Regions from separate parts of the Homo sapiens genome. Here region 1 is linked to region 2. The links are chromatin loops, found by intact Hi-C in ENCODE. Cell type or tissue: GM12878. All regions are shown on one strand. Links, peaks and the distances in the headings refer to the core of each region. The heading gives the core; the rest is flanking DNA.

Evidence for each region. Peaks named below come from ENCODE experiments on the same cell type or tissue, not always from the same donor. Only the 100,000 strongest peaks of a DNase experiment are listed, where the experiment ranks them.
Region 1: it touches region 2 in a loop (7-fold over the local background); 1 of 110 quality-filtered maps calls a loop at or near these places.

Annotation. Positions count from the first base shown.
Region 1 is chr11:73,049,254-73,055,887 of GRCh38, forward strand. The region is part of intron 3 of FCHSD2 (FCH and double SH3 domains 2); the gene reads right to left. Among named protein-coding and RNA genes, the nearest start is that of FCHSD2, 90 kb to the right of the region's middle. In GM12878, for the core only: no CTCF peak of the experiment used is centred there; no DNase peak of the experiment used is centred there; H3K27ac peaks cover 1,503 bases.
Region 2 is chr11:72,737,689-72,744,322 of GRCh38, forward strand. All of the region lies in intron 1 of ARAP1 (ArfGAP with RhoGAP domain, ankyrin repeat and PH domain 1), which reads right to left. Among named protein-coding and RNA genes, the nearest start is that of ARAP1, 11 kb to the right of the region's middle. RefSeq lists enhancers at 3,466-4,243, 3,770-3,819, 3,890-3,969, 5,021-5,797. In GM12878, for the core only: a CTCF peak has its summit at 3,963; no DNase peak of the experiment used is centred there; H3K4me3 peaks cover 2,707 bases; H3K27ac peaks cover 3,844 bases.

The sequences.
Region 1 (6,634 bases), core at 1,319-5,318, 310 kb after region 2:
AAGTACATAGTAAAACTTTAAGGAAAAAATTAAAACATGACAGAAACTGTCTCATACCCACAACAATATTAAATTTGGTTCTGATTTCTGTATCAATGGCTTAAGAATAATGACAAGAAACAAGATAGGTAAAAGGTTTAAAACAGTTTCATAGGACGTTCAAGTGTGAACTAAATAAACTACAAATTTTTATGATTGGAAAGACTGGGAATGGGATGTAGACTACTAGAAAGAGATAAGAAGTATAAAAATTGTTTTTATCACACTCTGGGGACTGTGGTGGGGTCGGGGGAGGGGGGAGGGATAGCATTGGGAGATATACCTAATGCTAGATGACACGTTAGTGGGTGCAGCGCACCAGCATGGCACATGTATACATATGTAACTAACCTGCACAATGTGCACATGTACCCTAAAACTTAGAGTATAATAAAAAAAAAAAAAAAAAGAAAAAGGGGGAAAGAGAGACACCTGAAGAGTTGGATAATTCTTTTATACTATGTAAGGCATATTTTAAAGGGCTACCATTTTTAGAGGGTACGTTCTTACCAACTTTTTAAGGAGAGGATAAAATTTTGTGAAATCAATATTATGGTTATTAAAAGCACAAAAGGACCATAAAAAAAAAATTGTTTTCAAATTCCTAAAAGTCTATCATGTGTACAAGGAAGGTTTCTTAAAAAAGTTTTGCTCAAGATAAATAGAAACTAACTATAAGCTGAATGCTTTGAGAGAGAGTGAAATACTGTCACTGAATGAATTCAGGTAGAAGTTGCCAGGCCTCTCTATATAAGAAGTCAGTAAACTTTTCTGTAAAAGGCCAGAGAGTAAATATTTTTGGCTCTGCAGGCCATAAGATCTCCAGGGCAACTACCCTAATATACTATTGTAGTGAGAAAGCAGCCATAGACAATATGTAAACAAATAGGTATGTCCGTGGTCTAACAAAACTTTACTTACAAAAACAGGTGTCAGACCAGACAGCCCTAGTTTGCCAGCCTCTATATTAAAAAGAGGGCTGGACCATATGACCTTCACACCACTTCTAGCTCCAAGTTTCCATAAAAAGTCATTAAGCAATTCAACAATATGTAGAAATAAGTGAAAAAGACGTATTTAGATTGATATAGAGACATATCATATGCAGACATATATGTACATTTATAAACCATATAGAAAGAATATTACTATAAACATATATGGGACGGGTCACCTTTATCACAATGGATTTGAGCTATAGCTGCTGAATATATAAGGCTCTTAAATAGTTCCTTTCGTGGGACAACATTGGAGTAATCAGAAAATAGACATAGGAACCCAGGCCCCCACAATGGTTTTTCAGTAACAGGTGAACAAATAAGACATAAACTAAGACTGCTGTCCTTAAACAAGCCTTTCCATATCCACATGGGGAGATAATGGGAACATCTGCAAATTGCCTGCTTAAAGTCCCTTTATATTGGTTGAACGTTATGTCTCCATTCACTAACATGAGGAAAAAACCGTCTCACTGAATCTCAAATACAGCAAATGAAAACTATAATTAAGTTTTACCAAAGGCCGAGAATATCTACTCTAAGAAAAATAATATAAGACTCAGAACACCCCTTCTTGCTACAATGGCCTTCTATTAGTCTCTAGATTAGAACAAAGGTCCTCCAACTGTTTGTTACTGATACATAACAGGCAAGTACAGAAATTGAGAGTAAGCATTTAGAAAGTTTTAAGCAATTTGACATCAGTTAGTTTGTTATCTATAATGGAAATATTTTAAAAATCTTGCTGGGCACAGTGGCTCATGCCTGTAATCCCAACATTTTGGGAGGCCAAGGTGGGAGGATCGCTTGAATCCAAGAGTTCAAGACTAGTCTGGGCTAACAAAGTGAGACCCTGTCTCTACCAAACTTTAAAAATTAGCAGGACGTGGTGTCACACATGGTGCTGCCAGTGGTGTTGCATGCTGAGGAGGGAAAATCAGTTGAACCCAGGGGATTGAGGCTACGGTGAGCCAAGATTGCATTATTGCACTTCAGATTGGGTGACAGAGTAAGACTCTAGCTCTAAAAAATAAAAAAATAAAAAATTTAAATCTGAGAAAATGTAAGCATATTTTCATAATCTGTCATTGTGTCATTTAAATTTTAATCAGCCTATAATTTATAATTTAATATTTTTAGCTAAATTAAGGAAGTAAATAGGTATTTTTACACCTAATTTACAAACAGAAAAAGTTTAATGGGCTTTCCTTGGCAAAAAAAGATAAAATGTCTCTGAATGAGGCAGAGGTAGTAAACCAAACAACAATGAAAGTAATTTCAAAGAAATAAAGACCAACGACTTTATACTATTTTACACAAAAGTATGACTGACAGCAAAGTTTAAAACCACTATGGGTTATCTGCAGAGATGTACTGGCTATGCAACAATAAAACCCTCAAAACCTAAGTAGTATTTATGCAAAAACCATATAGACATTCAAAACAACAAAAAAAATTTGAAATAAATAGTAGTGAATTGCAAAGCCAACAGAAGCAAATGTCTGCTATTTCAAATAAGTATTAGTGTTTTCAGGCTTTTTATATAATAGACCTTCAGGATGCTAACACGGTATATAAACACACACACACACACACACACACACACACACACACACACACACACACCCCACACACACTGACATCAGGGAAAAATTCCACCAAAGATGTTTGCTTGGAAATATTCAGTGAATCTGCAATAAAGAACCAATTTCCAATGACACCATAGTCTGATGAATTCAGGAACTGGTTAATGACATGGAAGACCAATTCACAGAACAAAGAAATTTAGTGACATGTTTTTAATTGAAACTTAATAAATGCAAAGATAGTATGGCATTTCCTTTGGTATATATGTGATCTGAACATGATGGTGCTGTGAAGGAAGAATTATTTTTCTGCTTCACTGCCAAACATAACGATTTCTAAACTGTACAAATCTATGAAAAATTATAAGTCAATAAACATGATTTGAGTTTAAATTTTGTGTAACGGTATATTCTGATGGTGCAATTGTAATGACAAGAAAGTATTCTGGAGCAGTTATCCAGATTAAGCCGTTTACTCCAGAGTGTAAATCAATGCATTGTTTCCATCATTGAGAAACTCTTGGTATAATTTTTTTTTTAAAAAAAGACACCTGTCTAAACAGTACGTTTAGTGACAATTAATAGTGTAATTGTGAATTACTTAAAGGCTAATGCAGTGTATTAGAGAGTACTCTCTTCACTGAGAGAGGATATGAAAACTAATTGTACACTACTGTTACTACATACTGAAGTTCCATGGTTGTCAAGGAGAAACACTGTCGAAAATAAACAATGAAACAAATTCTTAGTGTTTCTGCAAGATAAAAAAGTTTGGTCCTAATGTTTTAAAGGTGTGAATTGGACAATTGGATTTATTCATCTTATATATTCGGTATTTTTAATAATCTTCATACTTGTAAGAAAGGGATACAAGTATTTCTCAATGACCAATAAGATCAAAGGGCAAAAAAAGATGCTAATAGCATGAAAAGATCAGTTTCTACAGATATTTAGGACATATTCCATAATTTTCTCTTTTTTTCTTTTTGAGATGGAGTCTCACTCTGTTGCCCAGACTGGAGAGCAGTGGTGTGGTGTCAGCTCACTGCAACCACCGCCTCCTAGGTTCAGGTGATTCTCCTGCCTCAGCCTCCCAAGTAGCTGGGATTACAGATGCCCGCCACCACACCTAGCTAATTTTTGTATTTTTAGTAAGATGGGGTTTCACCATGTTGGCCAGACTAGTCTCAAACTCCTGGCCTCAAGTGATCTGCCCACCTCAGCCTCCCAAAGTGCTGGGATTACAGGAGTGAGCCACTGCACCCAGCCTTTTTTTTTTTTTTTTTTTTTGGTCCATAATTTTCAATGAAGTAGGTATAATCAGGTATGGTATATTTGTTGAAAAATTATCACTAACCTTACAAATTTGATAAAAACATTTTCAAATTTTTTCCACCAAAAGAAGATTCATACAAAAGAAATGTGTGGATCTACAACCTATTCATTGAGAGATAATTTAAATTTAACTGTAATTCCACAGGATAAATTATTGGAATTGACTACTAATGAAAGATAGAAAATGAATTCTGAAAAAAATCACTTGCTTCACCTTGGAAAAAAGTTAGACATGAATATCCTGAGCTTGCTAAAATTTCTTTTAAATCTAAATGTCTTCAGTTCACAGCAACATATTTTTAAATCTGGTTTCTCTAAACTGAGTGTTGTTAAAACAAAATATAGGAGTAGTATACAAATACGTTATCTCTTGTGAGTAGTACTGTCGTCAATCCAACCTAGATTAGATAAACTAATAGCAAAAAGCAAATCTATGTCATATTAAAATTGTTAAATATCCATATATACAATGTTTGTTTACAGTATGGGCATTTAATAAATGGAGAGCTGCAATTTTGCTTGGCTTTGTGTTTAGTTAGTATTACAGAATGACAAAAAAGTTATGACTATAGCAGCGATTCTCTATATTAATAGAAGATATCTTCAAGTAACAACATTTATGGTTCTTCTAATTGTTTTCTTTTTCCCTATGTATGACCATTTAAATTATAGATTGAAATGTAACTTGTTGTCTGTAATCTAAAAATTTTAACCATGTATTTTTTACTCATCCAATAATTCACTTTTATTGTATTTTACAAAAATGTCCATCTACAAATTTTAAGGGAAAAGGGGGGAAGAGTCCTCACAACAGATAGTTTGAGTGCACAGGTTGGCAAATTCTAGCCTGCTGTCTGTTTCACTAAATAAAGTTTGACTGGAAGACAGTCACATCCATTTGTTTGCCAATTGTCTATGGCTGCTTACACTCTACAACAGCAATGTTGGGAAATTTGACAGAGACCATATGGCCCTCAAAGCATAAAATATTTACTATCTGGTCCTTTGCAGAAAAAAAAAAAAAAGTTTGCCAATCTCTGCTCTGGATGGTTGAACATAACCCACTGGAATTACTTCTCTATTTTCCTTCCCAATCATTCAGTAAGCAAAGACAGGACTGCCCAGACCCTTAAAACGATTAAACATTCCAACACGCAGACAGGGGGCTAGAAAAAAAAAAGAAATTTAAATACCATTTAGGTATTTCCTGTGATAGGGAATGATGGGCATGTAAACCCTTCAATGTAGTCTCTGTCTCTTGGTATCCTAAAATTCCTGTCTATTTTGGATTTAAAAAGAATCGAAGTATAGTCTGATCCAGATAGGGGAAGAAGCACTAAATCTGGAAGACCCTAAAGAATCCCAGACACATAACAAGTATTCCAACTACAGGAGGGGAGGGAGGGATGGAGGTGGGGGAAACAAACAGAGGGGGTGGAGGAAAGAGAGAAAGGACCTTTTCCTGTTATAATTTTTTTTTTCAGACAGAGTCTTGGCTTTGTCACCCAGGCTGAAGTGCAGTGGCACAATCATGGCTCACTGCAGCCTTGACCTCCTGGTCTTAAGTGATCCCCCCCACCTCGGCCTCTAGAGTAGCTAGGACTACAGACATGTGGGCCTGGTGGCATGTGCCTGTAATCTCAGCTACTGGGGAGGCAGAGGTGGGAGGACTGCTTGAGACCAAGAGGTTGAAGCTCCAGTGGGCTGTTGTATTAGTCCATTCTCACGCTGCTAAATAAAGACATACTTGAGACTGGGTAGTTTATAAAAAGAGGTTTAATGGACTGTGGTTCCACGTGGCTGGGGAGGCCTCAAAATCATGGGGGAAGGCAAAAGGAGGAACAAAGGCTCATCCTACCTGGCGGTAGGCAAGAGAATGAGTGCCAGGAGGGAAAATGCCAGGCACTTATAAAAACCATCAGATCTCGAAAGAACTCACTATCATGAGAACAACAGGGGGAAAACCACCCCCATGATTCAATTACCTCCCACAGGGTGCCTCCTACAACATGTGTGGGGATTATGGGAGCTACAATTCAAGATGAGATTTGGGTGGGGACACAGCCAAACCGTATTAGCCATGATCACCCCACTGGACTCCAGCCTGGGCAACAGAGTGAGACCCTGTCTCGAAAAAAAAAAAAAATTCTGATAAAGAAACACTGAAGTAAATACTAATAATTCAAATACAAACAAATGGCAGAGCTGCCACTTTCTACCCATACAGAGCTCTTTATCAGGAGAAGTATACAATGACCATCCAATAAAATCTGATAAGAAATAAGACAAAGTTTTAAACCTTGAGATACAAGCTAATGATAGCAGAAAGTCATCAAAAGATACTGATATTTCAAAATAATATTTATTTCATTAAGATTTTATGCATATTTTATAATGTATACAATATATTAGTACAGAGTACATGTATGTTACAAATATATATATCACTTAAATTTTTTAATAGATAAAACATACCATCAAAAGATATTTGAAAACCATTATTTAAACAGACAATCTGTAGAGTAGAAAAGCAGAAATATCCTTTAAGAATACTGAAGTCCAAAAGGACAAACATCGTGATTCCATTTATATGAAGTATCTAGACTAGGCAAATTTATAGAAACAGAAAGTAGATTCAGGGGCTGTGGGAGGAGACAAAGGGGAATTACTGCTTAA
Region 2 (6,634 bases), core at 1,464-5,463:
CTCAGCTCACTGCAACCTCAGCCTCCTGGGCTCAAGTGATCCTCCTACCTCAGCCTCTCCAGAGTAGCTGGGACTACAGGGGCATGCACCATGCCTGGCTAATATTTGTACTTTTTGTAGAGATGGGGTTTTGCCACGTTGCCCAGGCTGGTCTCGAACTCCTGAGTTCATGCGAGCTTCCCCTCTTGGCCTCCCAAAGTGCTGGGAGTACAGGCGTGAGCCACCGCACCCAGTCCCTCATTTGTTCTTATAACAACCCTAAGGCCTGTGATTCTTCTCTATGTCAATGTCATGGAAGCTGTGTGAGGTAGAAACTCACCAGGTCACCTGCTGGAGCTCACGGGGCCTTCAGAGGACGTGACTGCTTCTGTCTGGTGAAGTAAGGGAGGCTTCTAGAAGGAACCCCTGACTTGGGCCTTGAAGGATAAGTAGGAGGTGGCCAGGTGGAGGCCATTCCAGGCAAAGGGGACTGGGTGTGCAAAGCCCAGGGACAGAAAAGGACCTGGTGAATTTGGTGACAGGAGATGTCAGTGGGGTGGGAACAGAAGATGTTTAGAGAGAAAGGCTCAATGGCTGGCCCTCCGTCACCTGCATAGTCTGCTGACCGTGTGGGTGTGGCTCTCTCTTGAGGCCTCCCTGAGCCTGTTTTGCATTCTGATTTGCATGAGTCAGCCCTGGATCAGGGCAGCCTTAAAGGTCCTAACCCTTTCCACACCCAGCTCTGGAGTCCTCTTGGCCAGGCCGCCTCCCCTGATTGCATCCTCAGCTCCCCTCCGCACAGGCCTCTGCCCTGGGTTCAAGGAAAGACCTAGCCCTATGGGGAGCAAGGAGGGGAGGAAGGCAGGCTAGGGGTCCTAACTGAGGCCTCAGCTTGTCCACCACCACCTCCCTTATACAGCCTCATCCCCTACCCTGGGCCCAGCTGTCCCAGCACAGGCAGGCAGGGCAGCGACCCCAGCATCCAGACCTCAGGAAACTCCTCGGAGCTCCCCAACAGGAACCAAGAACATACACAGCCAGCTCTGGCCAGGCCTGGGTCTACAAACCACACCCCACTGGTACCACAAATGCACACCTCACACTACCTCAAGGGCCACACATCTCCCAGGGCCACACACACCTACCACCCCACCCAATGGCCACACCTCAGATCTGCCCTTTCCCACCACACACAGCTCCTACCAGCAATTCAACTGTGTGCAACAACCCCACAGCCCAATACCCCACCCTTGGCCCCCTCCCCGGCCCAGTCACCAGGTGATACCTCTGCATAGGGCCTCTTCGGTCTGCTGCCCTCCTGGGCCTTCTCCAGGCTCCGCTCACTCAGGCAAGAGTGTTAGAGGCACTTCCGCAGATATGAGGAACTAGTGGGGGCTGGGTTCCCAGCCCAGAGGGTGCAGAAGTGGCCCCCACGCCTCTGCAGAAGCCACCTCCCTCCAGCCCTGCCAGGAAAGGCAGCAGGTACAGCCTTCGAGTGGGCAGCTGACCGATCTCTGGGCCAAGCAGCCTATTTTCCATCTCTCGGGGACTGGTGGCCACCACATAACAGTCTCAGGAAGGCACACTGGGGTCTCCTGTCCTACCCCAGGCCGCATCTCTGCCCTATAACTCTCCCTGGCACCAGGAGATTCCTGTCCTGGCCCATGTGTGGTGTGGCCTGTCTTCTGGGGTCTCCGGAGTGCTGGTGGCTGATGGGGAGCAGCCCCTCAGGGCAGTGAGGACTGAGTGGGACCCCAGAGCCGGGGGAATGAAGAGCTGCCTCAGCTTGCTGGTGGGGAGTTGGGGGTCTATCAGCAATGTCCCTCGGCTCCAGGCCTGGGCCCCCTCCCCACCCAGTATGCAAGGCAAGTCTGGTTCCAGTCCTGGCTCCACCATTTCTTGTCTGAAGCCTGGGGCAAGTCACATCACATTCTGAGCCTCAGTTTCCCCTCCACAAAGTAGAGCTGTCACTCCCTGCCTCCTAGAGCCTGGCACCCAGATGACCATGACACGCCACCGCATGTGTACTGGAGGCCAGCGTGCTCTTCTGCTCACTCCTCTGCCGTCAGGCAGTCACTTCCTGTCCCTAGCCCTAAGGTCTTGGCTAGTCCTGACCCTGGGTGCTAGGCTTGTAGCCAGGCTCTGGGCTAGACTCCCTCCACATCCTGAGGTTCTCGGTTACCCCAGACACCAATGACTACCACAGCCTACCTCCAGCCATGTCCCCCTGCAGAGCTCCAGACCAGACCTGACTTCACGGCATTCTGGACCTCCCCTGGAATGCCCTGGCATGGCACACTCCCATCATACAATGAACTCACCAGCTCCCCTTGGGGACTGTGGGGAGCAGGGGGAGAAGAGCTGTCTCCAACCCAGGTGGGGCCTTTAGGCAAATAAGAAAAAGATTCCTCTTCTTCCAGGAGCCCCACACCAAGGGAAGCAGCTGAGCAAGAAGAGGACAGGCTGGGTTTCAGTCCTCCTTCTTCTGGCCCTCACTTCCCTACACCTGCCAGGCACCTTTGAGCAGTGCACAACACGCACACCCACACACAGTGGACCTGGTGGGAGGCAGGACCTTTTAACAACCTTCCTGCAGCAACCCTACCAGCATCACCCTAATAAAATGCTAAACCACAGTTTTATTAATGACTAAGGGACATGAAAGACCAAGGGACAGTAGGCATTGCTGACCCCACTTTCAGGCCTCACGCTAACTCCAACCCCAATCTTGAAAGACTTTCACTTTCTACAACCTTCATGTCTGCACTGTTTCAAGTTTTCACAATTATCACTTTTATAATTAGAAAAAAATGATAAACATGTTTTAAGTCATTACAATTGAGTTTGTTCCAGTTTGCTCCCCAAAACCATCATTATAAGGTAGCTTTATCATTTAAGTATAACATGCATAGATTACTAACAGAACTATTATAAGAGAAACTGCTAATTTCCTAGGCCATCTGGATGGAAAATAAGAGACTGACACTCAAAGCCCCCTCCCTGCCCCCGACTTACCCTCCCAAGGGTCTAAGACAAAGCTAATCAAATAAGGTCTCCCTCCCAGGCACTGGTGGCCAGCAGCACAGAGCGCAGCCCTCAGACTTTCACATGGGAAATGGACTGAGGCTCATTAATAAACTCGAGACGCCAGGGTCCCCGAGGTTTGTCCTCAAGACACCATCAGACCCCACCCTGGCCCTGACTCTCACCTACCACACCTTAAGCCTCACCCAGGGGCCCCTCATGTCCAAGCCCCAACCCAAAAGAGGGTCAGGTAGGGAAGGAGGTGTGGGATGACTCAGGAATGTCTAACATACCTCACTTGCAAATAAATGAAGCTGAAAGTTAAATGGTTTGGTTTTAGGCTTTGTCAAAAAGCCTATCACATACTATGCCCCTCTGGCCCCACCACATACCCCCGACCCCTAATGGGTCTGGGGACCCCTGCCGCTTCCCCCAACTCCTTCCTGTTTACCATGTTTTGGGCACACCCCTGCCCTGCATCCACACTGCCCCCATTCAACCCAGGCCCCTCAGCTTGCCTGGACTTCTGGGCCCTCACCGCTGCCTCCTGCCTCTGCCCCCTGCAACCAGGACATACTCTAGCCCACCGGGCTCATCTAATACATGGCATAGCTCCTGACCCCAACCCTCCACAGCCTCACCCCAGGACCCTCCCCACTCTCCCAGTCCTCACCCTCGGCCTAGCTCAGGCCCTTCCCACTTAGAAAGGTGACTCAACCAGCCCCACACCTACAGAGACCTGGGGCGCTCCCACCACCAGCAAGACAGGGCTCTGGCCTGGCTCCCTGGCCCTCAGGCACAGACACACTCTACAGGGGCTGGGGACTTCCTGTGGCAACTCCTCCCACAGAGGGCAAGGGGCAGCCTGAGGAGCCACAGGATGACTCCAGGAAGATCCTCCTGTGACCACTGCCCCCAGCGGGAGCAGGAGGGGGACTCCGAACACCATAAATGAGGCAGAAACAGGAAGAGACAGGGCTGACCGCAGCAGGGTGGGAGTGCACAGGGCTGACCACAGAATCACAGGCAGCGGGAGTGGACAGACCCAGTGACACCAGCACTCAAGATACAGACCCTCACCACGTGCCCTGGGGGCCGAGGGCCAGCACCCACCCTGCCCCAAGAGGGAAGGGGAGGCCGCCAACTGACTCCTCTGTGAGCTCACTGGAAACCTAAAGCTCCTGCCCACCAAGGAGGAGGGACTTGGTGGGCTCCTCTGTACCCCAGAACTAGGGGTGCAGGGGAACAGGGACCCAGACCTGCCTACTCTCTAGATGGCCCCTGGAATGCAGAAGACAGAAAATAAGGGGGTCCCTTACTGCTGGCACGTGAAAGGGGAAGCTGCCTGTGTTGGCTGGAGAGGGTGACCACATGGGTGGGGCCGGGACTAGGGTCAGAAGGGAAAGAGGGAGACAGGGGGACCAGCCCCACAGGCTTTGGCCTCCAATTTGATGTGTGACCTCAGTCTCCTGACTATAATCAGACAACAGCTAGGGAAGACTCCCTGACTCAGTCTCCCTCTCGATTCTCCAGCAGGCCCACAGGGAGCCCTGGAACTTGCTCACCTGATCCGGCCACCCCTGCTTGCAGCAACAAAAGGTCGTGTTTATGCAGTGCTTACCGTCTACCCAGCACCACACTAAACATATCACATGGATTGCCTCATAAAATCCTTCCAACAACCTAGCAAGCAGGTGGCTTCAGGCCATGTTACAGATTAGGAAACAGCCTCAGAGAGGTTAAGTAACTGGCTCAGTCACTCAGGAGCCAGAATCTGTATCAAGGGTCCTCTCAAGGGGACAGCGTGAAGACAGGTAAGGCCCAGGGAGGAGAAGGGGAGGTTAAGTGATAGAGGGAGAGGGAGGCTGAGTGCAGACTGAGAAGGGCCTTGAAGGCCATGCTAAGACCCCGATCCTTACTGTCCAGACAACAGGAAGTCATGGAGGACAGCAGGGTGCTCTGGTGATGGAGCACACTGTGACAGACAGGCAGCAGGCAGGGATTCCTCCTGCTGTGGGATTTGGGAATTCAACTAACTTCTCTGAGCCTCAGTTTCCTCATCTGTGTAATGGAATTAGGATAGCTCCACCTTGCAGGCTTGTGAGGGAGGGATGAAGCAGATCTCAAATCTGATCAGTTCTCACTCCCCAGTGACTTGCCACCTCCCTCAGAGTAAAAGCCAAAGCTAGCAGCCGGCCTGCCAGGCCTGTGCAACCTGTCCCTGTGTGCCCCCACTCAACTGCTGGGTCCCGAGCTCCTTCTGGCTGGAATGTTCTTGCCCAGGCATCTCCATGACTCCTCATACCCATTCGGGCACCTCCTCAAATGCAAGGCCTTTCTTCCCTGACCACTCTATCCTAAAAAGCACCCCATTAGCCTCTATCTCCTTACTCTGTTTCCTTTTTCAGCATCCCACTTATCACTACCGGACACTGCCTTATATGGATATTTGTTAAAGTCAGACTCTTTAACTGAGAGGCACAGACTTTGTCTTATTCACAGTTGTATCTTCCATGGCTAGGACAACGTCAAGAAAATGCTCAATCGATAATATTTGTGAAATGTATGAATGGAAATCTACAAAGGCCTGGCTTGCAGGCATATTGAGCAGGCACTCAATATGTGGCACCTTCCAGTGTTTTCAGCCTTTGCTGCCCACCCTTCTGAAGTGCCCCCACCCCCAACCCCCACCTCAAATCCCTCCCCAGGGAGCCTCCTGAGCCACAGCAGCTGTGGCTGGACACACACACGGAGGCAAGAAGAGGGTGGCCAGGGGCAGGGTCTGCAGAGGGTTGGACTGGGAGGCCTTTGGTCAGGGCCTGACCCCAGCTCACCCTGCTCAGGAGGCTTGGGACAGGGGCTGCCTGGAGAGATGGGCAGAGTGAGGGAGAGTTGGAGGAGGCAGGTGTCAAGGTTCAGCCTGGAGGTCTAGGAGTTGGAGATTGACTCTGAGGCTCCCCGGCACCCTCCATGGCAAGGCCTGTCCCTTCTTTTGACCTCTGAGGCTGCCCCAGCACTTCCTGCTGGACCGGCCCCTTAAACACTGCTGGGGATGCCCTCACCCACACAGGGGAAGTGTGACTCTCAGTCCCCCTCAACCATTCCCCAGACCAGGGCAGAACCACCCCAGACTTCTAGGAGTCTCTGAGACCAACCCCCAGCCCTCAGGCAGGGGCTACCTCTCCTGCCTGCCTACCCCTTGCCTGACCCCCCATTACCCAGTGGGGCTCAAGGGGCTTCCACCCACTGGCTCCTGCCACCTGCCCCTCCCCTCTGGTCTCATTTCCTCCACTCTCACGCTCCAACACCAGGGCTTCACCACCAAGCCTTTGCTTACCCGGTTCCCTTTGCCTAGAACATCTTTCTCTACCTCACCCTGCAAGCTCAAGTGCCACCTGCTTGAGGAAGCAGTCTCCGACTCCCACAGTCACAGCCCTGATCACACCAGATGTCACCATCTGTGACTGTGTGTGTCACCATCTGTGACTGTGTCTGTCACATACATACTCTCTTACCCCCAACCCTGGCTGGGTGCTTTCTCAGGCAAGACCAGGGATACCTGTGTCCCAAAGGTGGCACACAGTGAATATCTGTTGACTGAACGAACATTTCCCAATTTTACACATGGAGA